Regions from separate parts of the Homo sapiens genome. Here region 1 is linked to region 2. A link is an interaction called in ENCODE POLR2A ChIA-PET data of the cell type or tissue named here. Cell type or tissue: OCI-LY7. All regions are shown on one strand. Links, peaks and the distances in the headings refer to the core of each region. The heading gives the core; the rest is flanking DNA.

Region 1 (15,162 bases), core at 7,837-11,836, 110 kb before region 2:
TGGCTCAGGGAGCAGCCTGTGCAAAACCTCTAGGAGGGAGTGGGCTTGGTATTTTTTAAGGAATGCGAGGTCAGTGTGGCTGAGATGGGTAGGGCTGGGGGACCTGAATTATATCCAAAGGGTGGAGGAAGAACAACATGGGAGTTAAGCTGGGGAGGAACACTTCTCTGGCAGCCATGGGGAGGGTGAACAGGAGGCTGAGAGAGGATGGGGTGTGAGGGCAGCAGGGAGCCAGATGTTAGCTGGAAGCCAGACAGGATCCCAGGGCTTTCTTCCAAGTGCCATGTGACTTCTGAGGCGTGAGGGTTCGAATAAAGACCCTGGGACCTGGGGACAAGGGAACCACCCTGGACAAACTGGGTGCTAGCAACACCTCCAGCTAGCCTAGGATTCTGGTTCTGAAGCTGACCTTCAGGAAGACCAAGAGCTCTTGAAATAAGGCTGAACCCTTGGGCCCTGTGAAAGGGAAAACACTCAAACTCTGTTTTTCCTCTGTTCTCACACCACAACAATTAACACAAAAGACTCCTGTGATCAAATGTGTGGGGGTTTCTCCCCATGCACCAAGCAAGCAACCAATTCTGCAGCAACACCAGCTGGGTGTCCTCCAACTCTATTCCATTCTGATGCTAATTACCTGGAGATAGCCTCAGAAACCACAGGTTAAGGATTCAGTCCCCCAAGAGCACCTCCTCCTTCCCATGAGTCGCAAGATTGGGACTGACCAGCTTCAAGTTGGGGTTCCCACCACTCCCTCTTTGGGTTCAATTAATTTGCTAGCGCAGCTCTCAAAACTCAGGAAAGCACATTTATCGGTTAGTTACAAAGGATATTTTAAAGGAGACAAAGAAACAGTTAGGCAAAGAGATACATAGGCGGAGGCCTGGAAAGGTCCCTAGTGAAGGAGCCATTGTCTCCATGGAGCTGGAATGTTCCACCCTCCCAGCACGTGGATGAGTTCTTGTTCACCTTCCTGTGAGCCTCCACGTGTTCCGCTGTCCAGAAGCTCCTGAACCCTGTCCTCTTGAGCCTTTCATGGACATTTCATTGGACAGACATGATTGACAACCTTGTGGAAATGTGATTAGACCAAAAGTATATGATCTAATACTAACTGACTGAGTGGGGAAACCCCGCAAGACCTGTGTGTCCTGACTCTTCTTGACCTCTCTGTGAAGCTCACTGTCTGGTAAAAGGGCAGACTCTTGAAACCTTTTGAAAACTCTGTGCCATCCAACTCTGTGGCCCTTAGGACAGTGGCTCCCTAAGGGAGTGGCCTCAATTTCCCCATCTGCCTAACGGGACTCATCCTTATCACTCTGCACCCACTCTGGTCTTCCCTCCTCATGGGTATGGGACAGAACCCCTTCTCATGGGGGTCTAATGACCTACAATTACACGAGGTAGGTGAGAGAACTTACTTATGGCCAGCTCCAAGACAGACCGGCAGGAGAAGATCCTGCCATGGGGAGAGAAAGGAGCAGGTGAAAGGAAGGTAGGAGAAGGCCTGAGAGACTCTGTTTCTGGGGTCTGCTCCTGAGGTCTAAAGCACCCCAGTGGTATAACAAGGGTTGGGGGCAGTTCTAAGCCAGGGGCCTGTATATGCATATCATAGTATCACAGGCCCCATTCATGTGGAACACCAGGAGGAGAGAGAGCCTCCCTGAGGTCCCTGGAGCTCCAGGTGGTGGGGAGGGGACAATTTTCTTTCCATTACTCCTAGGTCCCCAGAGCCATGGTGAGTTCTGTGCCATTGTCAGAGACCAGAGTGATAAGGATGAGTCCCATTAGGCAGATGGGGAAATGGAGTCCACTCCCTTAGGGAGCCACTGCTCTAAGGGCCACAGAGTTGGAAGGCACAGAGCTTTCAAAGGGTTTCAAGGGTTTGCCCTTTTTCCAGACAGTGAGCAGCTTGAGGGCAGAGGTGGCACCTGCCAGGCATCTGAGGGTGGCACACTGTGGGGCCCCCCTCCAATCCTAGCCCATAGCCCTCACCAGCCAGACACCATAGGGCCAGCCTCTGCGGGCTGGGCCAGCAGGAGCCAGGTGCTATGGGATGCCATACTTAGGGTCTGATTGGGCATCTGGGGGTCAGGCCAGCAGAGGAGCACCTGGAGGCGAGCTGGGGGACTCACTCAAATTCAGTCAATCGCCTCATGAGCCAGAGCTCTCTGAGTATGGGCAATGCAGGGAGGACACAGAGGACACAGGGCGGCCACTGGTGCCTCTTGGATCTCTCAGGGTTTTAGCTCCCTGCCCAGCCATCCGTTTGAGGGTCTTGCCTTTATCTTTCCTCTGTCAAATGGAGCTTCTTCCTCTGTAAAATAGGCATTGTAGGCAGTATGTACCTCACTGGCCAAGTGTGGTGGGCAGATTGAATGAAACAGTGTCTGTGATGAAAGTCCCCTCCCTAATCCCACTCTGGGGAGCTTCATACCTCTGGGAACCATGGGGTCTGATAACAGTAGTGGTGGGTGCCCCTGTCCCTACAGACCTGGAAGCAAACCCAATAATCTCCCTAAAAGTCAGTAGTGTTTCTAGGCCCTAATAATTTGTAAAGGATCTTCCCCTAGTAATTTCTCAGTTATCATCACCTGGCATTGTCATGGCTACCACTATCCTATTCTCATTTTCAATAATCCCCATCCCCTGTGCAGGGCTCTAAAGCCCTGAGTGGCTGGGCATGGTGGCTCATACCTATAATCCGGCACTTTGGGAGGCAGAGGAGGGCAGATGGCTTGAGCCTAGGAGTTCAAGACCTGCCTGGGTAAAGTGGCAAAACCCCATCTCTACAAAACATACAAAAATTAGCCGGGCGTGGTAGTGTGTACCTATGGTCCCAGCTACTTTTGAGGCTGAGGCAGAAGGATCACTTGAGCCCAGGAGGCTGAGGCTTCAGGCAGCTGTAATCACTCCACTGCATTCCAGCCTGGGTGACCATGGGTGACCCCGTCTCAAAGAAAAAACAAGTTTTTTAATTATTAGAAAAAAGAAATAGGGCCTGGTGCGGTGGCTCACCCCTGTAACCCCAGCACTTTGGGAGGCCGAGGCGGATCACCTGAGGTCGGGAGTTCAAGATCAGCCTGACCAACATGGAGAAACCCCGTCTCTACTAAAAATACAAAATTAGCTAGGTGTGGTGGCGCATGCTTGTAATCCCAGCTACTAGGGAGGCTGAGGCAGGAGAATTGCTTGAACTCAGGAGGCGGAGGTTGTGGTGAGCCAAGATCATGCCATTGCACTCCAGCCTGGGCAACAACAGCGAAACTCAGTCTCAAAATTAAGTCCTGCAGTCTCTTGGGCCTGGGGTTGGTCGGCTGGGGCCAAGCCTGGCACCCACCAGCCTTGTGACCTTGATTGCCCTTGCCAAGCCTCAGTTTGTCCATCTCTAAAATGGGATTCGCCGTGACAAGTCCACGGAGGACTGTGTGGAGGAGGGAGACTGAGAGGCTTTCGAGTCAGGAGCCCAGACTCGAATCCTGAGTTGTTCGTTATGTTATTATTATTGGTGTGTGTGGTTAACTGCTAACCTCGCAGTCCGCAGCGGCCCAGCGCCTAGGGGAGGGGAGCGGGCAGGAGGCGGCCCCAGGCGGGGCGGGGCTGAAGGCCTGGGGTGATCCGAGCCCCGCCTCCTCCCCCTGCCCCGCCTCTCCCATCCCCGCCCCGCCCCGCCCGGCGACTTAACGCGCCCCCGCCCCGCGCCCGGCCTCGGCAGCCGCCTGTCGCCGCGGGAGCAGCCGCTATCTCTGTGTGTCCGCGTGTGCGCCCGGTCCCCGCCTGCCGCACCATGGAGAGCTACCACAAGCCTGACCAGCAGAAGCTGCAGGCCTTGAAGGACACGGCCAACCGCCTACGTATCAGCTCCATCCAGGCCACCACTGCGGCGGGCTCTGGGTGAGTGCGCGGCGCCGGCCGGGGACGCGGCTCGGGCGGGGCGGGGGGCGTCTGCGGCGGCCAGAGTCGCCGCGGGCTCTGGGTCGCGCTGCGAGATGCCTAGACGAGGAAGGTGGCCCGGGCGCCGTCGGAGGGCGGAGACGCGCGCCTCGCAGGGCCCCGGGCTGCAGGCGGCTTCCGCTGCGCCGCACACTCGCCCTACGCCCGGGCTCGGCCGCGTGGGCCTCTGGTCCTCCGTGCGCCTCAGGCCGGCTCTTCCCCACGCGGATCGCCGGCCGCGCAGCTGCATGGTGGCGCGGGGGATGGGCTCGCGACTCGCCAAGTACCCTCTAGGGTGATGCCGGGAAGGCCACCATTACTGCTGTTCTACAGAACGCGGCCCTCTTAACCCTCTCCACCACCTGGCTGTGTGGGCGCCGCCGGGAGTGTTCCCCCTTCCAGATGGGGAAACGGAGGCTCCGAGTTAGTCAGCTACCCAAAGTTACACACAGGGAGATCTGATTTGAGCCCCAGCAGTCCGACTCTAGAGACCCTGTTTTTAATTCCTCTTGCAGGAGACTCGGGGGCCCGGCCTTCTCCCCACCTCAGACTACGCTCCCCTACCCCTGTCTCCTGCCACCCCTGGGTTGGGTCCGAGTTTGGAGCAGGGGGCTGCTGAGACGCCAGGCAGCGGCGGGGCTGATTGGGGGAAGAGGGGAGGAGGGCGGTGGCACGTGGGTGCAGAACCCTGGGATCCATTGTGAAAAGGAGGTCTAAGATTTGACCTGGGGCGGGAGGAGGCGGAGGGCAAGGAGACTGAGAAGGCTGAGCGCCGGAAGGACGGAGTTCCAGGGCCCTAGCGCCGGGAGTGACGTCCTGGGGCAGGGCCAGCCACCAGGTGCTGTATCTCCCAGGCAGGAGCTGGCGTGCCTAGGCCCCAAGATCCTTCCCTGGCCAGCCCTTTTGGCCCAGAAGGTGGACACCCAAGGAGCCTCCTCTGTAGCGGAGACAGGGATAATTAATGAGGGCCACCGTGCATGCAGCTGGAGGTGTCCAGTGGGGTGGGTGAGGGGGTCAGTCAGTGAATTACTTCAGAGCCTGCTTCCCGCTCTGTAAAGCGGGGACAGTAATGGCACTTAACCACGCTGGGTGGTTTCAAGGACTCCAGTGCTCTACTTGGAGGCTGCTTTGAGGCCACAGTGCCAGCAGTGCTCCGGGCTCATGACAGGGTTGTGAGGGCTGCGTGATGGATGATTTCTCGGGACCTTCCCAAACAAGCTCTGTTTCAGACAGACAAGATTCTGGCTTCTGGCCAATTTCATTCAGGATATATTATTAAGAAGTAAATCTGTTCACCTTTCTGGGTGGATACGCATTCACCCTTTGTGCCTCTAAGACACCCTGTTCTCAGAAGGGATTAGATGTCTTTCAAAGCCCTTCCCCCACCCACTGCCTTGCACACTTTGGACCTGTTAGCTCTCCTGGGTTTGTGTCAGTCTTACCACTTATGTGGGGTATCCCCTGCCTGGGCAGGGACCTGGCTTACTCTCAGCTCCCCTTTCACCAGCCTGGCACACGGTAGCTCTGCAGGCCTTGTATTGCTTATTTGGTACTGTTGGACCTGCTACCTTTGGCCGTTTCAGGGGGTCTGAGGTCTAGCTGGAGAGAGGCAGCAATTACCCAACTAAGTAGTATTGCACATCTGAGCATCTTTCAGGGCTAGATAAAACATGCAGATGTTTACAGGGTTCCTGAGCTGCCAAGTAGGTATCTGGTATGACACAGCATCATCGTTTGTTGCATCCTGAGAATAACCCTGTGAGATAGATTGTGTTGTATTCACATTTTATAGACGGGAACACTGAGGCTAGTGTGTTAAGTTACTTGCCCAGGCTGGGAATTGGTGGCCATTCCGTACTGTCTGGTTGGGGCTCATGCTGTCAGGAATGCTTCTTGGCAGGGCATGGTGGTTCATGCCTGTAATCACAGCACTTTGGGAGGCCAAGGTGGGAGGATTGCTTGAGCCCAGGAGTTCCAGACCAACCTGGGCAACACAGTGAGACCCCATAGCTTAAAAAAAAAATTTTTTTTTTGAGATGGAGTCTTGCTCTATCGCCCAGGCTAGAGTGCAGCAGCACAATCTTGGCTCACTGCAACCTCTGCCTCCCAGGTTCAACTGATTCTCCTGCCCTAGCCTCCTGAGTAGCTGGGACTACAGGCATCCGCCACCGCACCGGCTAATTTTTGTATTTTTAGTAGAGATGGGGTTTCACCATCTTGGCCAGGCTGGTCTCTTGACCTCAGGTGATCCACCCACCTCGGCCTCCCGAAGTGCTGGGATTACGAGTGTGAACCACTGCCCCCGGCCAAACATTTTTTTTAATTGGCTAGGTGTGGTGATGTGTACCTGTAGTCCCAGCTACATGGGAGGCTGAGGCAGAGGATCACTTGAGCCCAGGAAGTTGAGGCTGTAGTGAGCCTTGAACATGCCACACACTGCAGCATGGGTGACAGAGTGAGACTGTGTCTCAAAAGAAAGAAAGAGAGAGAGAGAGAAAGAAAGAAAGGCCAAGAAAAGAAAAATAGTTGGGCATGGTGTTACATGTATGCCAGCACTTTGGGAGGCCAAGGCAGAAGGTTCGCTTGAGGCCAGGAGTTCAAGACCAGCCTGGGTAACATTAGCAAGACCCTGTCTCCAAAAATAAATAATGTTTCGGCCAGGCGCAGTGACTCATCCCTTTAATCCCAGCACTTTGGGAGGTGTAGGCGAGTGGATCACCTGAAGGTCAGGAGATCGAGACCAGCTTGGCCAACATGGTGAAACCCTGTCCCTACTAAAAATACAAAAAATTAGCTGGACGTGGTGGCGGGCGCCTGTAATCCCAGCTACTCAGGAGGCTGAGGCAGGAGAATCACTTGAACCCGGGAGGCAGAAGTTGCGGTGAGCTGAGATTGCACCATTGCACTCTGGCCTGGGCAACAAAATTGAAACTTCTTCTCAAAAAAAAAAAAGAATGCCTCTTGGGCAAGCAGTCTGTGCCAGGCTGGAGAATGGTGAAAAAGGTGAAAGGGAAGGCCAGGTACAGCCGCGGTGGATATTAGTCAGTCTGAAAGGCACTTGGAGAGAAATAAGATTTACAAATGTAGGGTGCTCCAAAAGAGTGGAATGTCAAGTGTGTCTCCTAGTTCTTTGTTAGGCAAAGTCTGATTTCCTCACCGCCGTTACCCCTCCGGAAACATACTGTGGTGTCCGAGAGTTACACCATGTTTACATTGTAATGTCTTGGAGAGGGAAGCTCACTGAACTCAAAAAATATCCATTTGCAAAAGAAAAAAAGGATATGTAAAATACAGTGACTGTGTGTGTGTATGTATATGTTTAAAATATGCAAAAAAGGAGGGAAAACTTATTTTTCAGAAGGAAATAACGTTGCTATGCAACCCATATTTTGAAAGTTGTGAGCCAAGAGTATGTGTGTGTTTGCACCCAAAAGCTAATCAAGGAAGACTTGAGACACAGGTAGTCTTCTGTTTCTTGTCCCCAGATGTTTATCTTGAGGCCCACTGTTCCCTCTCTGCAATGAGGCATAGAGTGAAGGCTCAGTCCGGAAGCCCTGGCCCAATCTGGGCTGTAGTCACAGCTAAAGTGACAGTTTGTCAGAATGTCCCCTTTTCTGGGGGAGCTCACAGGACTTTGATCCAGTTCTTTTTCTTTTGAGATGGAGTTTCACTCTTGTTGCCCAGGCTGGAGTGCAATGGTGCGATCTTGGCTCACCACAAACTCCGCCTCCCAGGTTCAAGCAATTCTCCTGCCTCAGCCTCCCAAGTAGCTGGGATTACAGGCATGCACCACCACGCCCGGCTAATTTTGTATTTTTACCCCGTAGAGACGGGGTTTCTCCATGTTGAGGTTGGTCTTGAACTCCTGACCTCAGGTGATCCGCCCGCCTCGGCCTCCCAAAGTGCTGGGATTATAGGCGTGAGCCACCGCTCCTGGCCCCTTTTCCTTTTTTCTTTTTTTTTAAGACAGGGTCTTGCTGTGTCACCCACCAGGTCTGGAGTACAGAGGCACAGTCATGGCTCCCTGCAGTCTTGAACTCCTAGGCTATAGCAATCCTGCCTCACCCTCCTGGGTAGCTGGGACCACAGACATGTGCTACCATGTCTAGCTTTGGTCCAATCTTTTGCTGGCCACTTACTGAGACAGGATTTGTACATTCTGTGAGGACCCAGGCTCGTTTCTCGATAGCTTTCCCATTCCTATGCCATTGCTGACCCGTGTGCAGTGAACCTCACCAGGCCCAGGAAGCAGGGACACTGGCCTCTGTCAGGAGTTGGGCCTGGAGGTGAAGGGACAGACCTCACAGAAGGCTCTTTGTTGAGGCAGCGCCCACAGTGGCTAGAGCTTCTCTGGGGTCATCTCCTTCCATGGGCTGAAGGAATTATGGCAAGGGTCCAGCTCATCCTGGCTTTAAAAAAACAAAACCCCAGTGGCCTTGTCAGAAGTGGCCTGGATGCTGAGGCTGGTGGCAAAGATTTCTCAGTTCTCACCAGGGCCAGACTGTGGTGTTATCCAAACAGTGCAAGTGTCATCTGAGGACTCCATCACAGTCAGGCCTGATTCAAAAGGGAAGGTGGTCTGTGCTTTCAACAAGTCCCCCCAGGGTTTCTGACCCACAGCTTTGGGGAGGTTAATGCCTGGCCAGTCCTGGCTGGTGGACACAGGAGATGAGTCCAACCCTGGCTCTGTTCCTAGTGGCTGTGCCTTTGTCAGAAAGGCCCTTCCGGCCAGGTGCGGTGGCTCATGCCTGTATTCACAGCACTTTGGGAGGCCAGGGTGGGAGGATTGCTTGAGCCTGGGAGTTCAGGACCAAACTGGGCAACATAGTGAGACCTCATCTCTACAAAAAAAAGAAAGAGCTGTGCATGTGCCTGTAGTCCCAGCTACTTGGGAGGCTGAGGTGTGAGGATCACTTGAGCCCAGGAGTTCAAGGCTGCAGTGAGTTATGATCATGGCTCTGCACTCCAGCCTGGGCAACAGTGAAACCCTGGCTCTTAAAAAAACAAAACAAAACAAAAAAACCTTCCTATCTCAGGTTCTCAGTTGCCCAGGCTAGAATGCTGTGGCGTGATCTCTGCTCACTGCAGCCTCCGCCTCCTGGGCTCAAATGATGCCCTCATCTCAGCCTCACAAGTAGCTGGGACCACAGGCATGAGCCACTATGCCTTGGCTAATTTTTGTATTTTTTGTAGAGTTGAGGTTTTGTCATTTTGCCCAGGCTGGTCTCAAACTCCTGGGCTTAAGCGATCCACCTGCCTCAGCTTCCCTAGAGTACTGGGATTACAGGCCATTTTCTCCATCTTGAAAGGAGAGGTTCATGGATAGGTGGTTTCAAACTGGGTGCCTCAGGAGTAGGGCTGGGGATGGAGTGAGTGGGCTCCGGGGTCCCACCGCCCGCTGTTGCTGATTTTACATCCTGGTGCTCTTTGTGCCCTTAAAGTGGCTGGGGTTGTATCCCAGTTTACCCAGCTCTGACATCCAGGTGCTTTGGCTGAAGGCTTGAGGGCCTCCTGGGGTCTCTGGCCCCATGTGGCTCCGCCTCTCTGGGCCTGTTTCTGTTTTTGGGCTGCCTCAGGACCCATCCTGGCCCTGACTGAGGCAAGAGCATGACCGTTGAGATTGCCCCAGCAGCAGCATTTCCTCACTCAGTGTGAAGACACTGGCCACCCTGGGGTGGCTTGGTTCTCTGCCCGAGTGACCTCTCCTCTGCAGGGCTGGTGGTCGGTGTTTTAAGAAACTGGAAGTGAAGTACAGCACCTAGTTAGGATCTGGCTGAGACTTTGTCGTGGCTTCCTATGGACTCTAACTGATGTCCGGCCCCTGTTGTGGCTCTGACCCCTCAACATTCATTGTCTCTTGTGGCAGGCTTGTTGTCACTGTCGCCTAGTTCCACAAAATCAGGAACTCCCTTCTTGCCACAGACCAGTTTGCCCTGGGTGCTGGGGACACTTCTAGAGGTCAGGGACCTGCACAGAGCTAGGTCCTCAGGCAGGCTCTGCTCCTGCCCTGAATGGAGAGGCAAGGTAGGGGAGAGAGGATGTGCTGGGAGCTGGGGTGAGCCCACCTGCAGATGGGGGTTGCTCAGAAGTCAGTTGCATTTGTGCACTGGGTGGAATCTCCGAGGACTACACAGCTGGAAGGGAAGTGTGGACGCCCAAGAACTTCCTCTACTGAGCTCTCCTAGCACCTTTTTCTTCATTTATTTGTTTGTTTGACAGAGTCTCGCTCTGTCACCCAGGCTGGAGTGCAGTGGGGCGGCGATCTTGGCTCACTGTAACCTCCACATCCTAGGTTCAAGCGATTTTCTGCCTCAGTCTCCCAAGTAGCTGGGATTACAGGTGCATGCCACCACTGCCCAGCTAATTTTTGCATTTTCAGTAGGGATGGGGTTTCACCATGTTGGCCAGGCTGGTCTTGAATTCCTGACCTCAGGTGATCCTCCCGCCAGCCTTGGCCTCCCAAAGTGTTGGGATTACAGGCGTGAGCCACTGCTCCAGGCCCTTTTTCTTTTAAAAACAAATTTTTAGGCCAGGTGTGATAGCTCACACCTGTAATCCCAGCACTTTGGGAGGCCAAGGTGGGTGGATCATTTGAGGTCAGGAGTTCGAGACAGCCCAGCCAACATGGTGAAACCCTGTCTCTACTAAAAAATACAAAAAAAATGAGTCGGGCATGGTAGCAGGCACCTGTAACCCCAGCTACTCGGGAGGCTGAGGCATGAGAATCGCTTGAACCCGGGAGGCGGAGGTTGCAGTGAGCCAAGATTGTACCACTGCACTCCAGCCTGGGTGACAGAGTGAGAACTTGTCTCAAATAAATAAATAAATAAAAATAAAAACAAATTTCTAGCAGCTTGATTAAGGTATAATTGGCGTATCATAACATTGTAAGTGATTTTAATGAATTTGCAGAGATTTACTACAAAAATTTACCACATCTCCTAAAAGATCTCTTCTGGACATTTGCTGTCACTCCCCATTTCCACCCCCAGTCCTGGGCAACCACTAATCTAATTTTCTGTCTCTAAATTTAACTCTTCTAGACATTTCATATAAATGCAATTATACAGAATGAGTTCTTTTGGGTCTGGCCTCTTAGCATAATTTTTAGAGGGTCATCCATGTTGTAACATGAATCAGTACTTTGTTCCTTTTTTTTGGGGGGTGGGGGGCAGGGTCTCCACTGTGTCCCGAAGCTGGAGTGCAATGGCACAGTCATGGCACACTGCAGCCTCAACCTCCCGGGATCAAGCAGTCTTCCCAGCTCAGCCTCCTAAGTAGCTGGGAGGCACTCACCACCATACACAGCTAATTTTAAAAATTATTTGTAGAGACAGGGTATGTTGCTGAGCCTGGTCTCAAATTCTGGGCTCAAGTCCTCTTCCTGCCTTGGCCTCTCAAAGTGCTGGAATTAACAGGCATGAGCCACCACGCCCAGCCCTTCATTTCTTTTTACGGCTGAATATTCCGTTGTGTGGACATAGTGCATTTTGTTTATCCATTCACCAGTTTTTCTTAGCATTTTGCTCTTATCCTAGCTCTGCTGCTGGCAGGCCGTGTGACTTTAGGCAAGTCACTTTCTGTGAACCTTAGTGGCCCCATCCTCCGAATGAAGCATAGTCTAATATTTACTGAGCAATTGCTAATTTCTATGCATGGTGCCACGTTCTGTACATACACACTACATCATTTAGTCAGATTCTTCTTTTACCTCCGTTTTATAGTGAGGAAACTGAGGCTCAAAGAGGTTACAGCCCCAAGGTTACTAGGATACATCATGTATTCATTTGTGCACTCAGTTTGTGCCTGGTACTATTCAAGCCTGTGGATACAACAGTGAAAGGCCCAAAGCTCTGTCCTCAAGGAGCTTGTATTGCAGTAGGGTAGACAGGCAATAACCACCTAATGTCAGGTGGCAAGCATGAGTGAGGGGAAGAAGAGCTATTTTAGACAGTGTGGTCAGGGAGGGCTTCTTGGAAGAGGTGACATGGGGCAGAGATCTGAAGAAACAACCTGAGGTCTGGAGCCAGAGGTTCTTTCCGGGCAGAAGCCAGCTCGGGTAGTTCAGGGCACAGGAAGAGCAAGAACTGCTTCTGATGTTCATTTCCACCCTGACATCCTGGGATTCTCTCCTGAGTATTTTTTTTTTTTTTTTTTTTTTTTGAGGTGGAGTCTGTTGCCTAGGCTGGAGTGCAGTGGTGCGATCTCGGCTCACTGCAGCCTCTGCCTCCCAGGTTCAAGCAATTCTCCTGCCTTAGCCTCCCATGTAAAGTAGCTGGGACTAGTGGCCCGCACCACCATGCCCAGCTAATTTTTGTGTTTTTAGTAGAGGCGGGGTTTTGCCATGTTGGCCAGGCCGGTCTTGAACTCCTGACCTCAGGTGCCTCAGGTGAGCCACCGCCCCTGGCCTCTTCTAAATTTTTTTTTTTTTTTTTTTTTGAGGCTGAGTTTCACTCTTGTCTCCCAGGCTGGAGTGCAATGGTGAGATCTCAGCTCACTGCAACCTCTGCCTCCCAGGTTCAAGCGATTCTCCTGCCTCAGTCTCCCAAGTAGCTGGGATTACAGGCACCCACCACCATGCCCAACTAATTATTGTATTTTTAGTAGAGACGGGGTTTCACCTTGTTGGCCAAGCTGGTCTCAGACTCCTGACCTCAGGTGATCCACCTGTCTCTGTCTCCCAAAGTGCTGGGATTATAGGCGTGAGCCACCTGAATATTTAAAAAAAAAAAAGTATATGCATAAAGAAGAAGATAAATGATGTACTCTTGTCATAAATAATGAACCTGTGTGTAGCTGCTCCCAGGATTAAGAACTAGTACATTACAGTGATTTTTGGAACTACAGTGGGTCCCTCCATCCTCATCTTCCCTTCCCCTGAGAAAGAACTATACCCTGAATTTTTTGTTTGTTATCATTCTATTGTTTTCCTTTTTTTTTTTTTTGAGACGGAGTTTTGCTCTTGTTGTCCAGGCTGGAGTGCAATGGCGCCATCTCGGCTCACTTCAACCTCCGCCTCCCGGGTTCAAACGATTCTCCTGTCTCAGCCTCCCGAGTAGCTGGGATTACAGGCATGTGCCACATGCCCGGCTAATTTTGTATTTTTAGTAGAGATGGGGTTTATCCGTGTTGGTCAAGCTGGTCTCAAACTCATGACCTCAGGTGATCTGCCCTCCTCGGCCTCCCAAAGTGCTGGGATTACAGGCTTGAGCCACCGCACCTGGCCTGTTTTCCTTGTAGTATATACAAAAAGACTTGTACATAAATCAATATGGTCTTCTTTGTTAAACAGATCCTTCTGCACTGTGCTTTTTTCACACTATATTTGGGAGAGAATATTGATACCGGATTTGTGAAGTGTAGCTCGCTCATTCTTACTGCTGTATAGTATCCCATTATATTAATATATTCCAGTTAACCTCGTCTATTGATAAACATATAAGTGAGTTCCAGGTCTTGCAATTGCAAACAATGCGGGGCAGCCCTGTTTGTGTTTCCTTTTTTTTGTTGTTGTTGTTGTTTTTTTCCTGAGATGGAGTCTCACTCTGTCACCGAGTCTAGAGTACAATGGCACGATCTTGATTCACTGCAACCTCAGCCTCCTGGGTTCAAGTGGTTCTCCTGCCTCAGCTTCCCAAGTAGCTGGGATTACGGGTGCCTGCCACCATGCCCAGCTAATTTTTGTATTTGTAGTAGATACAGGGTTTCACCATGTTGGCCAGGTTGGTCTCGAACTCCTGACCTCAGTTGATCCACCCACCTCAGCCTCCCAGAGTGCTGGGATTACAGGTGTGAGCCACTGTGCCCGGCCTGTTTGTGTTTCCTGTAGAATGTGTGGAACATGTGAGTACATTTCACTGTATGTTCCTACTGGTGAAGTTGCTGGGAGTTAAGGGATGTGCATCTTCGGCTACTGATCTGGTTTATTTTTAATGCTTGAAAGATTACTTAGGTTCTCTATTTCTTCTTGAGTCAGTTTTGGTAAATTATTTTCATTATTGTTATTATTTTTTAGACAGAGTCTCACTCTGTTGCCCAGGCTGGAGTGCAGTAGCATGATCTCGGCTCATTGCAACCCACGCCTCCGGGGTTCAAGCTATTCTCCTGCCTCAGCCTCCCAAGTAGCTGGGATTATAGGCATGTGCCACCACGCCCGGCTAATTTTTGTATTTTTAGTAGAGACGGGGTTTCACCATGTTGGCCAGGCTGGTCTTTGAGCCGCTGACCTCAGGTGATCTGCCTGCCTTGGCCTCCCAAAGTGCTGGAATTACGGGTGTGAGCTACCGCGCCCAACCTGACATCCATTATCTCTTGAAGGAGCCCATCTGGAGGGTGAGGGAGCCTCTCTGGCCTTTTCTTGCATAGAAACCTGTGAGCAGGTGGAGTGAGCACTAAAGCGATGACAGAGATTCTCCTGGCCAGGGGACATCTGGAAGAATATATATTGTCCTGGAGGGGAGTGGAGAGGGGGCTTTTTTTTTTTTTTTTTTGAGATGGAGTGTTACTCTTGTTGCCAAGGCTGGAGTGCAATGGTGCAATCTTGGCTCACTGCAACCTCTGGCTCCCAGGTTCAAGTGATTCTCCTGCCTCAGCTTCCCGAGTAGCTGGGATTACAGGCGTCCACCACCACACCTGGCTAATTTTTTGGTATTTTTAGTAGAGATGGGGTTTTACCATATTGGCCAGGCTGGTCTTAAACTCCTGACCTCAGGTGATCCGCCTGCCTTGACCTCCCAAAGTGCTGGGATTACAGGTGTGAGCCACTGCCCCCAGCCTGGAGGGGGCTTTAAGAGACTTTCTTTGGGCCTAGCTCTAAGCTTGCCACACCACCGTCACAGGTTGAACTAATTGGGGTTGTAAGTGGACTGTTTTGGTCAAGGCAGGGTGTGTTAGTTTTTTTTTTTTTTTTTTGAACAGTCAAGTGTGCTTGTTAGCCCTGTTTATCACAGAGTCAGGGTATACAGTAAGTACCCTGTAGCCCCTCCACCGTGCTCCTCACCCCATCTCTCGCCAGTGTTCACCCAGAGTTGTCACACACAGCACCACGGGATGGGGCGTCCACCTGCAGTTGTGCAGGCAGTCTGGAATGGCAGGAAAAACTCTGGCCCTGAGGAGGCCACAGGCTTAAATGTATGCCTTTGGCCCCAAAGGCCCGCTAGGAAGTTGAGCTTGAAAGTAACTGTCTCCTGTGTGCTCAGTGCTTTACAGTGTGCAGAGCCCGGTCTCAAT
Region 2 (15,162 bases), core at 4,198-8,197:
GTCATTTTCTCTTCTCACTGGTTCCCTTTCTGGTTCTTGCAGAGGCAATAGTAAATAGGCCATGTGTTCATGTTTCTCATCTACACAGAAAATGGTAACTCTAAATGACTTCTGCACTGACCTTGTTAGTCAACAGTGAATCTACAAACCTTTATTAAATCCCTACTCTGCTGAGAGCTGAGGAAAGGTAGAAGAAGGGGGTGGCAAATTCCTAGGTGAGCTACTGTGCCCACTTCTGTGCTTGAGGCAGATATTGCTAAGTGATCACAGAGCTTCTTGCCGAGCCTGGAGGGATATAGCTCAGAATCCTTGTCAACACAGCTCCAGGGAGCCATTGGCGACCAGCTGGAATTGATACATCAGTTGAAATCCATTGGCCCTCCCTTTGCAGCCCACCTCCTGCCAAGGATTGAGGCCAGGGTCAGGCCAGGGCTTCTTGTGCAAAGCTGTCCTTGCCCTGTCCCCCCCTTGCACTGCCCATGCCCTGATTTCTTTGTCCTCGTTCTCAATGCCTGACACAGGATGGGGAGAAGGCAGACAGTATCATCTGTCTTCTGTCTCAGGTTCCTGCAAGGCTGCGATAGCCTAGTTAGGGATGCGGCCCCACAGTGGCACAGTGCCTTTGGATGGAAGGCATCTGGGCTGCTGCATCAGAGCACCTTCCACACCCGCCTCCATCCGAGACTTGAGACCCTCCCCAGAGCACATCTTCTCAGAACTGCTCTGGGGCCCAGGGATCACAGGTCCCCTTGCCCAGCCTTCTGCTCCCAAGGTGCTCACTGTGCATTCCTTCCCAGGTCAAGGACAAAAGTCTGACTTCTCCCTTGCCCTTTCCAGCCATTCAAACACATGGATTGGCACCCACTGGGTACCAGAGCCCTTGGGAGGGGTCAGGAGCTTCCCTGAGCAGAAACGGAGGGTCCCTGACTCAAGGAACTTGGGGTCCTCAGGGGAAAGAGTCAAGGTCCCAGATGGGTTATTGAGGAAGCATTAGACTTAGGGCCAGACAGACAGGTCAATCCCAGTACTGCCACTTGGGCCTGTTTTCTTGTCTATAAAATAAGGATAATAGAAATAATACACATAATAATGCCTATACCACAGACTTATTTAAGGATTAAGCAAGATAATTTATTCTGTCCTTCAACATTATTTGTTGAGCACCTGCTATACACCAACCTCTGCCCTCAGCTCTAGGGATACGATTGCTCTCTTGGAGCTGACAGTCAGAGGGAGGGCAGACTAGTCACCAGGAATCGTAATAGGAGCCAAGAAATGATCACACAGAGTGAGCAGGGCCCAGATGGGGAAGCCTAGGGACTGAGAGCCAGAGGAACCCTTGACCCCACTCAGGAAATCAAAGAAAGCTTCCAGGAGGAGATGACTCCTGAAGGAGGAGGGAGAAAGTTGTTCCACACCTGAGCGAAGGCTGATCAGTGAAGATGTACATGTGAAAATGTCCAGCACTGGGCCACAGCATTTGTTTTAAAAACACAAGGTGTGAGAGAGGCCCAGACAGATTGTCTTGGGTGCTAGATGTGGGACAGACGAACTGGGCGGGGCGTGTCCAGGGAGCTGCATTATTTACTGTCCCAGCTATAAAATATTTACACAGGCATCCTGATGATTTATGGTGTTTGCTTTCCTACCTCCTGGCTCCTGGCAGGTAAATTATGTGCCCTGCAGCTCACCCCAGGGAGGGGTCCTGGGGTGCGGGCACCATGCTCCTAACTGGGCCAGGAGGAGGGCTCTGGTCCAGCAGCAGGTCAGATTGTTCACTCTCCTAGAGAGACTTGAGCCCCACGGGCCTGAAGTACCTGGCCCAGTCGGCCCAAGGCAGAACCAGGAACTGGAGGGGTGGCAGGGAGGCACTGACAGACGTCAGGCTGAGGGAGAGGCCCACCAGGGCAAAGGGAGAGCAGCCAGTGCCCATGCCACCATGCCCCTAGCTGTGTGGCCTTCAACAAAGTGCTGGACCTCTTGCATCCTGTTTTCTCCCTGGTAAAATGGGGTTAATAATAATACAATTTTGAAGAATAGATTGAGATCACACAGAACAAGGCCTGAGCTGAGCTCAGTCACAGGAAGCTTGAGATTCCTGCATGTTTAATTAAACATCTGCAAAATGTAATATTAGGACAGCCGGTAAACTGTAGCACGCCTTAACTCATACAAAGTAATTCAAAAGTGTTATAATGCGGGAAGTGGGTACATTTTAACTTACTTGAGTTGAGAGCTGAGAGTCTGCAGAAGCTTTGGGAGGGTCTGACCTCTGCTTCTGTGGAGGGAGACCAGTCGTCTCTTATGGTCTACACCTCTTTTGGAGTCTTTCTAGAAACTTTTCTAGAAACTGGTCCATTCTTCTTTTCTGGAGAAGAAGAAAGGAGGAGTCCTGGACAGATGGGGCAGGGCTCAAGGGGATTCCTGCCCAAGGCCAGGAGGTGCCTCCTAGTCCTCTGAGGGGAAAGGGCTCCTTATCCCCAGGCAGAAGGTGGAGCCTGGACATCTGGTGTCACTCCTGGCCTCACAGGGTTGGCAGGTTTGGGCCCATGGCTGATGGGCTCACAGCTATGGAGAGAAGTAGGCACATGGCAGGGTGCGGTGGCTTACGCCTATAATCCCAGCACTTTGGGAGGCTGAGGTGGGCGGATCATTTCAGGTCAGGAGTTTGTGACCAGCCTGGCCAACATGGCAAAACCCCGTCTCTACTAAAAATACAAATATTAGCCGGGTGTGGTTGCACATACCTGTAATCCCAGCTACTAGGGAGGCTGAGGCAGGAGAATCGCTTGAACCCAGGAGGTGGAGGTTGCAGTGAGCTGAGATCGCACCACTGCACTCCAGCCTAAGTGACAGCAAGACTCCATAAAAAAAAAAAAAAAAGAGAGAGAGAAGCAGGCACAGGACTACAGTCTGGGACAGCAGAATGGAGAAGGCATCAGTGGTCAGGGATGGTGAGTGCAGCAGATTCCCTGGAGAAGCGTGGATAAGCAATCAGCTTACACACCTGGGTCTTTTTCCAGGGCCCTCTTGGACCAGGCTGGCCAACTCCTCCACGGAGCAAATAGGCACACTGAAGCCAGAGAGAAGAGGGATCAGAAGGCCACATGAGATCAGAGTTGAGACAGAATCCAGGGAAATTGTGTCCTTGCCCTAAGAGTCCTAGATCTGTAGACTTTCAGAGAACAAGGGTCCTCAAAGACCATCTGGTCCAATCCCCTGCCACAGTACACAGAAGGGGAATGTGTGGGGCTGTTTGCCTCAAATCCTTCTTCATCCTTCCCCTGCTCTGATCTTCGCCTATGGCAGAGAGGCCCAACCTCTTCAGGCTGTATTCCCATGCTGTGTGGCCTAGTTTGGCCTGTAGAGGAAAATGGAGGGAGGCAGGAAGAGAGACACCTTAGGCAGTTTTTCCAGTTGTGGCTGCATCTCCTCTGTGGCCTTAGACTCCCCTGGACAGGCCCCGTGATGTTCTAGCTTCTTCCACATGACCCAAGTATCAGTCAGTAATACTTTAGTGAAAATCAGTTGATGAGGTTCCTTAGGCTTACTGTATTCTCAGACAGAACTCCACAAAGGCTATGGCAGCTGGCAAAAAGGTTAGCAGAGAGCCAGGGTGAGGGAGGCAGATCTCCAAAGGAACAGGGGGCTGACTTCACTTCTCTGAACTTCAAGGTCCAATAGCAAAAGAAGCCATTCTAGGTATTTCAAATAGAGGGAATTGAATGTAGGGAATCCATTATACAAGTGATGAAAAAGTGGAGAAGCTATCAAGGGAATGGAAAGGCAGCCCAGAGGGTAGCACCAGCAGGAAGCTACCACCACCCCCAGGCTAGAGGGACAAAGGGACGAGGCAGTCGTTTGCATGAGCCACTCGGAGATCAGCAGCCTGCTGGATTTTCCCCACCATGTTTCTCAACTGGGTGTTTGTGGCAGAAACTTCCCCATTGAGCACATACTTCCCTCCCTGACTGCAGGCCTGGGAGCACAGCTGGCTAGAAAACCCACTGCTTCCCCTGCCCAGCTTGTGGGCAAGCTGGAGAGATTGGGGCCTGTGCTGCTGCCCCTCCACCTCTACAGTGTCCAGAGGGAGAGCCCAGTGCCTGCTGAGCCCAATTACCAGGGGATTGGGAAGAGAGCTGAGGACAGAGGTCTTCCAAGCAATGCCCCAGAAACCCAGGAAATTGAAATCTCCATCCCATTGTCCAGACTCTAAATAGCACCAACCCCTCAGGTACTTGAGGCCAATTTTCAACAAACTGATGGACCCTTACTGAGCATCTGCTGTGTGCCAGACACCATTATGTTATGTTGGTTTTACCTGACTCCGAACCTATGAGGCGGGAATTGTTGTGTAACCCCATTTTATAGATGGGGAAACAGGCTCTGCAGGGTCAAGTCACTTGCCCAGGGTCCCTATTCTAACATGAGGCTGTGCTCTTTTAGATGTATTCTCTCACTGCCCTGAAGTGCAGACATGGACAACCTTCGGCATTTACTGTCTCAATATTTGCGGTTACAAGTGTTCGAGAGTGACCTCAAAGGTGGGGGATTTTCTGTCATTTGTAGCATTGCTGAGGCATGATTTTGAGCTCTGCGTAGGTCAAGGCTGGTGGCAGGAGGGAGTGACTGATGTGGGGGCTTAAGCAAGGTGAAGCAGGCTGAGCTCTTGGCCAGCACCCCCAGGGGAAGGCATGGGGCACTCTCAGGTTGTGGCGTCAGATTACCTGATCCCCTCCTATGGTTGCATGACCTTCAGCCAGTTCCTTTACCTTCTCACCTGTAAGATGAGACACATAAGCCTGACCTTGGAGGGTTCTCTTGAAGAATGAGATCACGCATGTAAAGGTCCAGATGCTCCTGGGGCGCAGTGGGTGCTGTTAGGACACTGATGTTGATCACGGCCTTTGGAAAGGGAGGCATATTTAGGGTTTGTGGCAGGTCATGAGGCTGAGTCGGTAGGAGCTCCAAGGGCAGGCAGGGTGATCAGCGAGGGCCAGCGTAGCCAGGAGTGTCCATATCAGTGAGACATGAAGTCAAGTAGGCAGAAGGGGCTGGGTATGTGCTCAGAGGCTCTGGTCTTTGGGGTCACAAAAGCCCTGAGGCTCTGCTCCTTCCTGGTGGTATGACCTCGTGCAAGTTACTTCAGCAGGGCCTCACTTTCCTCATCTATATAATGGGGGTGATGTCTGCTCATTTCCTAAGGTATATTGAGGAGATTAAAAACAATAATGCTTCTGAAGCCCCTAGCTCATGTCTGAGACAAGCTACAGGCTTCACTAACATCAGCAGTTACAATTATTTAACATCAGTGGTGTCTATGATTTTCATGAGGGTGGGACCAGAGCTCCAGAGCATGAATTGAAGGTGACACTTTCCCCACATCCCCAGCAGCCTCAGGACCCACTTGCTTCCCAGCTTTGGCCTTCTCTGAAGGAGGATTCCTATAGCACCCACAAGGAAGAGGCTTTTCTCCATCACTTCCCGTCAGAATTGGGAAATGGCAGAGGCCTCCTGACCTGGGGCACTTTTGACTGCTCCATCAGCTCCTACAAGGCTGATTAGGAAATGGGTCTAGATAGCTGGTTGTGAGGTGCTGGCTCCATCCACCTGGCTTCAGCCACAGTGCCACTCTGTAGAGGCCCTCCCTGACCCCCAGCTGAAGCAGGCCTTGACATCACATCACCCTGCCTTCCTGTCTTCAGGGTACTTATCGGGATCTAGAATTCTCGGCCCACCTCCCTGCACTGGGAGGAAAGCTCCTTGAGGCAGGATTTGTACCCTGGAACCCAGCACTTAATAGGGACTGGTAAACATTTGCTGAATGAATGAATGAATGAATGAATGAATGAATGAATGACGGCCAGGGAGGCAGAAGGTTTATGTTGGTGGGAGGCACAAGCACACTAGACAGAAGGCCTGAGTTCCAAGCCTAGCTCTGCCCTCAACAGCTATGTGACCCTGGGTCTCAGTCTCCCCACCTGTAACATGAGGTCTTTGGGGAGATGAGCTTCAAGACCCCTTTGAGTTCCAACAGTCTGTGCCTCTGAGAGGTCCCTGACAAGCTGCAACTCTAGGAAGCCTTCTGGCCACTGGGTAGCAGGAAGTTGCCATGACAAATGCAAGCAAGTCTATTTTGAAATATTTTCTGATTGGCTGTGCCTGAGCCATAGTGAGTAAGCCTAGAGAATTCTCCCTTCTCCCTTCCCTTGGGGCCACCTACCCTAGCACGTGACTCAGGGCACACATACACACAGTACCACAACCACTCACAGAAACACATGCACACGCATGCTCAGTTCATGCACACACACTCATACACTCTCTCTCTCTCACTCACACCCAGAGAGAGTTATACCTGCATGCACACCCTCAGCACACAGTTGCCCATATATGGTCACACAAGCACACCACACAACACAGGTGAACACACACACATAGGTACTCCTATGCATCCTCACTCACACACATTCTCACACATGCACACACTCACACACTCATGAACACAGGCATATGATCACACACATTTGTACTCATACACACACACTCATTTGCACACTGCCATATATGCACTAACTTGCATCACTCACACCCACACAATGCTTACACAATCACTCACGCTGGCACATGCTTACACACTTTCACCTCACAAACGTACTAACACAGTCTCTCACACACATGCTCACATGCTCAACCAGCATACACACCCTCCTACAGGCACACACACCCTCACACCCATGCACACATACCCACTCACTCATATTCATCTACATACTTACATTTGCTGTCCCACCTGCACACTCATGTAGTCATGCAAACTCAACTGATCACACACACACACATGCACACATGCACACTCACGTACCCCCTTCTGTTGCACAAGCTCAACCCCCACTCATGGGCAGATTGCCATTCCAGGCTATCCAGGCCTGGCCTTCTCTGATGGCTGCTCCCTGCTTTCTTTTCCCTCTTGGTTCTATTTATTTTTCTTAGCCATGATGAGCATATTTGGAGAAGGATCTATTTTCATCTTATCTGGAAACATATTTCCTCTCAGTCATGAGCTCGACAGATCAGTGAGAAGACTCCTGGCTGCTGTGGTGTGGGCTGGGAGGGCTGAGGCCAAGCCAGGATGGAGGCCAGAAAGCCACAGAGGTGGCAGGGCTTCCCAAGATGGTCTGGTAGCCCGAGCCAGGGCCACTGCCTCTGAAGTCCTTTTTGGGTAACCCTGGAGTTCAGGGCAGCTGCTCCCCATAAACGTGACTGTGTCTCAGGGAGTCTGACCTCCCTCTTTGCTTCTTCCATCTGACCTGGGGGTGCCCCTGGCTCCTTATTGCTGCTTTTTTCTATAAAAGAGTAGAGCCTTTATAGATCATCTTTTCCCTCTCAGTTTTTACGTGACAAGAAAAATAATGCATTCTATTCAGTGAACATTTCCATTGCATGCAAGATGTCATTGCAGCCTCATAACTACCTTAAGAGGTTGTGCTATTCATTTCACAAATAAGAAAACCAAGGCTCAAAGAGGTCAAGGGACACGCATAAGGCACACAGCAGTGGGGACAGAACAGGGTCCTTCTGTCTTCCTGTTGCTCAGGCCACAGCAGCCTCACTGTCTCTAGCACTCACCCTGCAGAGTTGCCTGCAGGTGACCAGAGACTAAGAGGCTGGCCTTGGCTGGGTGGTGGGTTTAAACTGGGACTCCTAAGGGTTCATACCCAGGTGGGTGCCTGCTCTGTTGGTGGCCTGGGTGGCTGCTATGTGTGTTTAGCTTCTAGCTGCCAGGTATTGATCACACTGGTGTTGGGTATGGCAGGGCAGGCCTCTGGGAGGGTGGATTGCACAGATAGAGACTCTGAAACCTGAAGCCTTTGTCTCAGGCCGTACCTCCTCCCCTTAAGGACCAGTGTCCCTTCCTTTACGCACATGCTTCCATGTGACAACCCTGGGAGGCAGAGCAGGGGAGGGTAGGCCTTCATGCCCCAGGCCGAGTCCCTGGCTTTGTGTGCCCCTTCCTGTCCCCCTGTATGTTGGCACACAGGAGATGCTCAGTAGATGTTAGCTAAAATCAAAAGAATAAAAAAGTGGGCTAAGGATTTAAACAGGCATATCTCCAAAAAAGATACAGAAACATCCAATAAGTTCATGAAAAGATGTTCAATAACACTAGTCATTAGGGAAATGCAAATCAAAACCACAATGAGATACCACTCCATACCCAGTAAGATGGCTATAACCAAAAAGATGGACAATAATAAGTATTGGTGAGGACGTGGAGAAATTGGAGCCCTTATACACTGCTAGTGGGAATGTAAAGTGGTACAGCCACTGTGGAAAACAGCCTGTTTAACATAGTTACCACAAGACCCAGCAATCCCACTTCTAGAGAATTAAAAACACATGTCCACACGAAACCCTGTATACAAATGTTCACAGCAGCATTATTCATAAAAGTCAACCCAAATGTCCATCAACTGATGAATGGAAAAACAAAATATAGTATATCCATACAGTGGAATATTATACAGCCTTAAGAAAGGAATGAAGTACTGATATATGCTTCTACATAGATAACCTTCAAAAGCATGCTAAGTGAAAGAATCCAGACGGAGACAACCCCATTCTGTATGATGCTTTTTATATAAAATGTCCAGAATAGGCAAATCCAAATAGACACAAAGTAGATTAGTGGTTGCCAGAAGTTGGAAAGAAGAGAGTTTGGGGAGTGACTACTAATGAGTATGGGGTTTCTTTTGGGGATGATGAAAAATGTTCTGGAATTAGATAGTAGTAATAGTCGTACAACTCTGTAAATACACTAAAACTCACTAAATTGTCCATTTTTAAAAAGTGAACGAAAGAAAGAAGAAAGAAAAAGAGAAAGAAAGAAAGAAAAGAAAAAAAGAAAAGAAAAGGAAGGAAGGAAGGAGGAGGGAGGGAAGAAATAAGGGAGAAAGGAAGGATTGAAGGTCAAAAGAATCTCTGTGGGGATGGAGATGGAGGTCCAGAAATATTAACTGCTTTCCCAAGGTCACGCGGAGAAATGATGTCAGCCCTGATGATGCAAATACTATAAAAATGACACTAACAGATCCTGTTTGTTAAGCACACTCATTCCATGTGCCCAATGGTGTGGATGCCTCCACATGCATTATCTCATTCATTTCTCACCACAACCCATGTGGTGAGTATTATTATTATCCTTATTTTTACAGATGAGGAAGTGGAAGCTCAGAGAGGTGAAGTGACTTGCCCAAGGGCATTTGAGCTTAGATTAGTCCATCTCTAAATGGTAGGGAAAATGGTTCTGAGTGACCCTGTGGTGGTGGTTGTTGTTTTGAGACAAGGTCTGGCTCTGTTGCCTAGGCTGGAATGCAGTGGCACCATCTCGGCTCACTGTAATCTCTGCTTCCCGGGCTCAAGCCATCCTCCCACCCCAGCCCCCTAAGTACCTGGGACTACAGGTGCACACCACCACGCTTGGCTAATTTTTGTATTTTTTGTAGAGATGAGGTTTCCCCATGTTGCCCAGGCTGGTCTCAAACTCGTGAGCTCAAGCGATCTGCCCACCTTGGCCTCCCAGTGTTGGGATTACAGGCATGAGCCACTCAGCCAGCCGTTGTTTTTTTTGTTTTGTTTTGTTTTTTACATGGCAACCCACATCCTCAATACAAGAGGAAAGCTGGTGGTGCTGCTGCATCTGACAGGTGCTCAGGGCTCAGGGAGGGACATCCTGGTTCCCAGCAATATGCAGGTCTCCAGGCTGGGACTCCAGCCCTCTTCAGGAGCAGGTGCTTGTGAGTAGCTTTTGAGAAACTGGCCCAGGAGAATCTGGGACAAATCTCCAAGCTGGGCTGTTGTTTTAAGGGGCAAGAAACAAAACAGTTGCTCATGCTGGGGGCCTCAGCTGGCTCTGGCCCAAATTCTTTGGGTGTTTGGATAAATAAGGGCTACCTTGTTTCACCTCTGTGTGACCTTTCTATGTGTGTAGCTCTGGGTCCCAAGATCCAGGCCCCAGGGAATGTCCGTTCCCACCCAGTGCATGAAAACCCCTGATCCAGGCCAGCCCTGAGTATGCCAGGGGCACTTCCTCACCAGAAGTTTTTCAATTGCTGAGGAGCAGCTTGTAGAAAATGGTAAAGAGGGCCTCTGAGGGCCAACAGTATATTACTGTAATCCCACCTCATAAGATCAATGAGATTAATTGGAGTGATGCATGGAAGGTGGAGGCCTGACTCAGGGGAAAAGATTTTACAATATCAACCATGATTACCATTATGCGGCCCACAGACCCAGAATCAGAGAGCCTGAAGGCTGACCCTAAACCAGCACACATATTTGTGTACTTGCAGCCATGCACACCTTCATACCCACCCCCCACACTACATGTGCTGCACATGACCTTGCATTCCCGCTTTCACATCCACGCTTGCAGGTAAACTCACAAGCATGTCCATTCATATGCAGGTAGACATGCACCCACACATGGACGTTGTCTATCTGAAAGCAGACTGGCGAATGGGCCTGTACACACATGCAAATGCACACTCACTTTCCCCCATGCGCGTGAACATATGCACCTGAATTTGTATTCATTCACATATACACATCCACACCCATGAGCCTGCTCCTCTCAGGACCACCAGCTCAGCACTGGCCACTGACTGGTGAGTGGAAGAACCTCTGCACTCCGGAGCAGCCACAGCCAACTCCTGGGTCCTCCAACAGGCTCGGCAAGTTCCCACCTGTGAGCCTTCATCGTTACTGTGTTCTCAGCCTGGCATGTCCCTCTTTTTGACTAAGCCCTTTTGCCCTTCAAGATTCACTTCAAAAGCATCCCCTCCAGGAAAGCTTCCCTGATTCCCCAGCCAAAAAATCTGCCCCCTGACTCCTGAGTTCCCCTTGCCAGTTTTTACCACCTCAACATACCTGGTATCACTCTTGTGTTCCCCTCAAAAGGAGAAAGCACTGCTGCCTGAGTGAGCAGTGACTGTGGCTTATTCGCCCGTGTGCCCCCTTCTGACGCCCAGCGCAGAGTGCTGAATGGAATGAAACATACTGATGTGTGAGCTTTGCAGGTTACTGTTTTCCCTGTGCCCAAATCAATGCCCAGAGGAGAAGGCAAAGCCAAGGCCCCATGATTGCTCATTGCAACCCATGGGCAGACCCTGGGTCCCAGGGGCTGGCTGCCCTGTGTAGTCTTCCTGGCACCGAATTCTCCCAAGGCCCTCACGTAGGCACGGCCTCCAGCCCCTACTGCTCTGACCTCTGGCCCTGGGCCCAACGCTAAGGCTTGTCTAGCCTGGAGGCAGATCTCAGAACTTGCTTTGCTTTTTGAGGCAGAGAGACTTTTCTAGCTCACTGAAGGAGGCAGCTTTTCCAAGGTGCCTGAAGATCCCACCTCAGGCAGTGCTTCTGAGAGCCTAGATCATTGTATCAGAAGCCCCCAGAGGCTGGGCATGGTGGCTGGCCAGGCACAGTGGCTCATGCCTGTAATCCCGGCACTTTGGGAGGCCAAGGCAGGTGGGTCACTTGGGGTCAGAATTCAAGACCACCAGCCTGACCAACATGGTGAAAACCTGTCTCTACCAAAAATACAAAATTATCTGGGGGTGGTGGCGCGCACCTGTAATCCCAGCTACTTGGGAGGCTGAGGCAGGAGAATCACTTGAACCTGGGAGGCGGAGGTTGCAGTGAGCTGAGATCACACCATTGCACTCCAGCCTGGGCAACAAGAGCGAAACTCTGTCTTAAAAAAAAAAAAGGAAGAAGGAGAAGGAGAAAACAAAGAAAAAGAAGAAGCCCCCAGAGTGTTGGTAAATGCAGATTCCTGAGCCTACCCCAGAATTGCTGAGGTGGAGCCCAGGAATCAGCATTAACAATAAACCCTCTGGGTTAGGTCTGGTTAAGGGACTGAAAGCCACACTGCCCAGTTCAAATTTTGGCACTACCATTCACTAGTACTTAGGCAAGTCCCTTAACTTTGTCAAGCCTCAGTTTCTTGGCCTGTAAAATGGGGATAATAATGGTGCCTACATTGTAGGGCTGCTATGGGAATTAAATGAGATCATGAAAGTGAGGTGTCCAGCACAGTGCTTACTTAGACAGATGTGGACGACTAGTATCACAGCTGCATTATCATGCCCTGGGACTTTTGAGAGAGGCAGAGCCTTGAGAGAGGCAGAGCCTTGAGGTCCTGCTTCTGGAAGGGGCCCTGATGGAGGTGCTCTGGGACGCAGAAGCCTTGGCCAGGCAGCGCCCTCACCCAGGACGATCTGCCACCTAGTGGCTGGTGTGTGGGACCATGCCCAGTTCTCCTGCCTCCACCTAGCTGAGATCCATGGCCCAGCTGGCCAGAGGTTCCACCCTGTCTCCTGGCCCACTAGCAGCCTCCCTCCCTGCTCCTCTGCCCTAGGAGCCTAATTGGCTTGGCACCAGCTCTGGCACTTCCCTCCAGCTTTGTAATAAAATAGGTGGCTTGGGTCAGATTTCCCTGGCAGGGAGGCTACCTGGCACAGACGCAGGAGGCGGGGAGGAAGGCTGGGGAAAACGGCTCCTTCAATGACCACCAGTTACAGCCTGGTATTCTCAAGGGGCCACTTCCTCTCCAAGAGGACCAAGAGTACAAGAGCCCTATGTACTTGTCTTTCTTCCTTTCCTAGTCCTTCATCATTCATTTATTCCAATGCACTTACACATGCATTCATTCATTCAATATTGAAATGTTTACTATATCCCAGGTGCTCAATGGTGATCACCAGGAATTGGCAAAGTTTTTCTGTAAAGGGCCATCTAGCAAATATTTTCAGCTTTGTGGACCAACCTATTCTGCTGTTGTAGCAAGAAAGTAGCTATTGATAATATGTAAACAAACGGGTACGTGTGCTATGTTCCAATGAAACATTATTTGTGGACACTGAATTTTTTTTTTTTTTTTGAGACAAGAGTCTCACCCTGTTGCCCAGGCTGGAGTGCAGTGGCATGATCATAGCTCACTGCAGCCTTGATCTCTCCAAACTCAAATGATCCTCCCACCTCAGCCTCCTCAGTAGTTGGGTCTACAGGCACGCACCACCATGCCTGGCTAATTTTTGTATTTTTTTGTAGAGATGGAGTTTCACCATGTTGCCCAAGCTGGTCTTGAGCTCCTGACCTCAAGCAATCCACTCACCTTGGCCTCCCAAAGTGCTGGGATAACAGCCGTGAGCCACTGTACCTGGTGGACACTGAAATTTGAATTTTATACCATTTTCATGTGTCATGAAATATTCTTTTGATTTTTTTCCAACCATTTACAAATGTAAAAACTATTCTTAGCTTGTAGGCCATACAAAATGCAACGTCCAGTGGGCCATTACTTGCCAGCCCTGAGCTGAGTCCTCCATGGGCAAGACCATGGAGTATGCAACTCCCAGTGGAGCGTGCAGGCCAGTATCTCCAACAGGGTCAAGACCTTCAGAGATCCTCACTGGGGAGAGGGAATGCCTCCAAGCCTACCACAGCTCGACTGCTGCAGCCCTCCCAGACTCCACTCTCTCAATGCCACATATGTTCTCTGTGGCTTACATATAGGGACTCTTAGGTCTCCTTTACAATCAGAAGCTTTTTTTGAAGGGAGGAACATTACTGTTCACGCATTTGGAATCAGAAGGGACCCGAGTTCAAATACCTCCTTGACCATTCCTTTGCTGAATGACCTTGGATGAGTTACGTCACATCCCTGTGCTTCAGTTTCCTGATCTGCAGTCCCTCTCTCATAGGTTATTGACAGGATGGAGTACACGCATGTAGAGTGCTCAGACAGGTGCCTGACATGGAGTCAGTGGTCAATGTTTGTGGATTCTCCTCACAGTTCCTTTTTCCCCACCCACCCCAGAACCCAGCACGGCTCTGGGCTCTGCTCAGTCCCTCCTTGCCAAGTGTTAACTTCCAGAATAAGAGAAAAAGTCCCTGGATTCCTCACCCAGGAGCCCCACAGAGTCCATACCTTGGGGTCCTAGAATGCTTTGCCCTTTAGACTTAGCTTGGAGCATTTCCCCTTTGACTTCTTTGCTCCTAGCAAAATGATCACTTCTTCCCTCCCAAAGCAGCTTACATGGATGCCAGGCTTAGGAGTGTGTGCACATGATGAACTCTTGGCTGGTTCTACTCTGGGGATGAGCTGTAGAGGAGGAGACTGCTTGGCTGGGAATAAAGGAAGTGGGAGGCTGTCTCACCTGCTGGCCCACAGTCCAGGGGGGTGGGAAGGCTGCCCAGGTCAAGGTCTTTAGCATCTCAGCCATTATGCCAAATACCTGGACCCTCCAGCACTTTCTCTATTCTCCAAGTACACTCCTCCCCAGGTGGGTGCCCAACTCACTCATCCTAAAACAGCACCCCTCTCTCTCTTCCAAAGCCTCTAGGATCTTACCTGGTTTCATTCTTTCGTAGCACTTAGCCCTATGTGAAATTTTATTTGTTTGTTAGAGTTTTTTTCAGTTTCCCTTTCACTAGAATTTAAGCTCTCTGAGGGCCAGACTTGCCTGAAACAATCCTTATGACTATTTTTACAGGACAGATAATATCCCTATTTAGTAGCTGAGCATACTGAGGTCACCCAGTCAGTGAGTGGCAGAATGAGGATTCAAGGTCAGTTCTCTCTGACAGACAAAAGCTCACATTCTTGGGCAGGGTGCAGTGCGGTGGCTCATGCCTGTAATCTCGGCACTTTGAGAAGCTGAGGTGGGCGGATCACTTGAGTCCAGGAGTTGGAGACCAGCCTGAGCAACGTGGGAAAAACCCATCTCTACAAAAATCACAGAAAAAATCAGCCAGGTCTGGTGCTGCACGCCTGTAGTCCCAGCTAATCGGAAGGCTGAGGTGGGAGGATTACCTGAGGCCAGGAGGTGGAAGCGGCAGTGAACCAAGACTGTACCACTGCACCCTAGCCTGGGAGACAGAGCGAGACCCTGTCTCAAAAAAAAAAAAGAAAAGAAAAGAAAAGAAAAGAAAAGAAAAAGAAAAGCTCACATTCTGGGCCTCCACACTAAGACAGAGCTCATTTCACCTGGGAAGATGGGAGTGATAGGCTTTGAGTTCCACAGTCTGTTTCCAGCAGCAGTAGCAGCAGTCATGTGTCAGGAGACATTTATAGGAGCCCTAAGAATGTTCTGTACCGCTACT

Evidence for each region. Peaks named below come from ENCODE experiments on the same cell type or tissue, not always from the same donor. Only the 100,000 strongest peaks of a DNase experiment are listed, where the experiment ranks them.
Region 1: POLR2A ChIA-PET joins it to region 2 with 8 read pairs; 8 of 35 experiments call an interaction of 5 or more read pairs at or near these places.

The regions. Positions count from the first base shown.
Region 1 is chr3:53,244,568-53,259,729 of GRCh38, reverse strand. TKT (transketolase) reads left to right here and starts at 3,708. Exons shown (of 14, transcript NM_001064.4): 1 at 3,708-3,894. The coding sequence starts at 3,788. RefSeq lists silencers at 863-1,157, 3,422-4,111 and an enhancer at 863-1,157. In OCI-LY7, for the core only: no CTCF peak of the experiment used is centred there; DNase peaks (open chromatin) are centred at 9,532 and 10,059; H3K4me3 peaks cover 2,242 bases; H3K27ac peaks cover 3,382 bases.
Region 2 is chr3:53,132,008-53,147,169 of GRCh38, reverse strand. No RefSeq gene overlaps it. Among named protein-coding and RNA genes, the nearest start is that of RFT1, 9.2 kb to the right of the region's middle. In OCI-LY7, for the core only: no CTCF peak of the experiment used is centred there; a DNase peak (open chromatin) is centred at 6,138.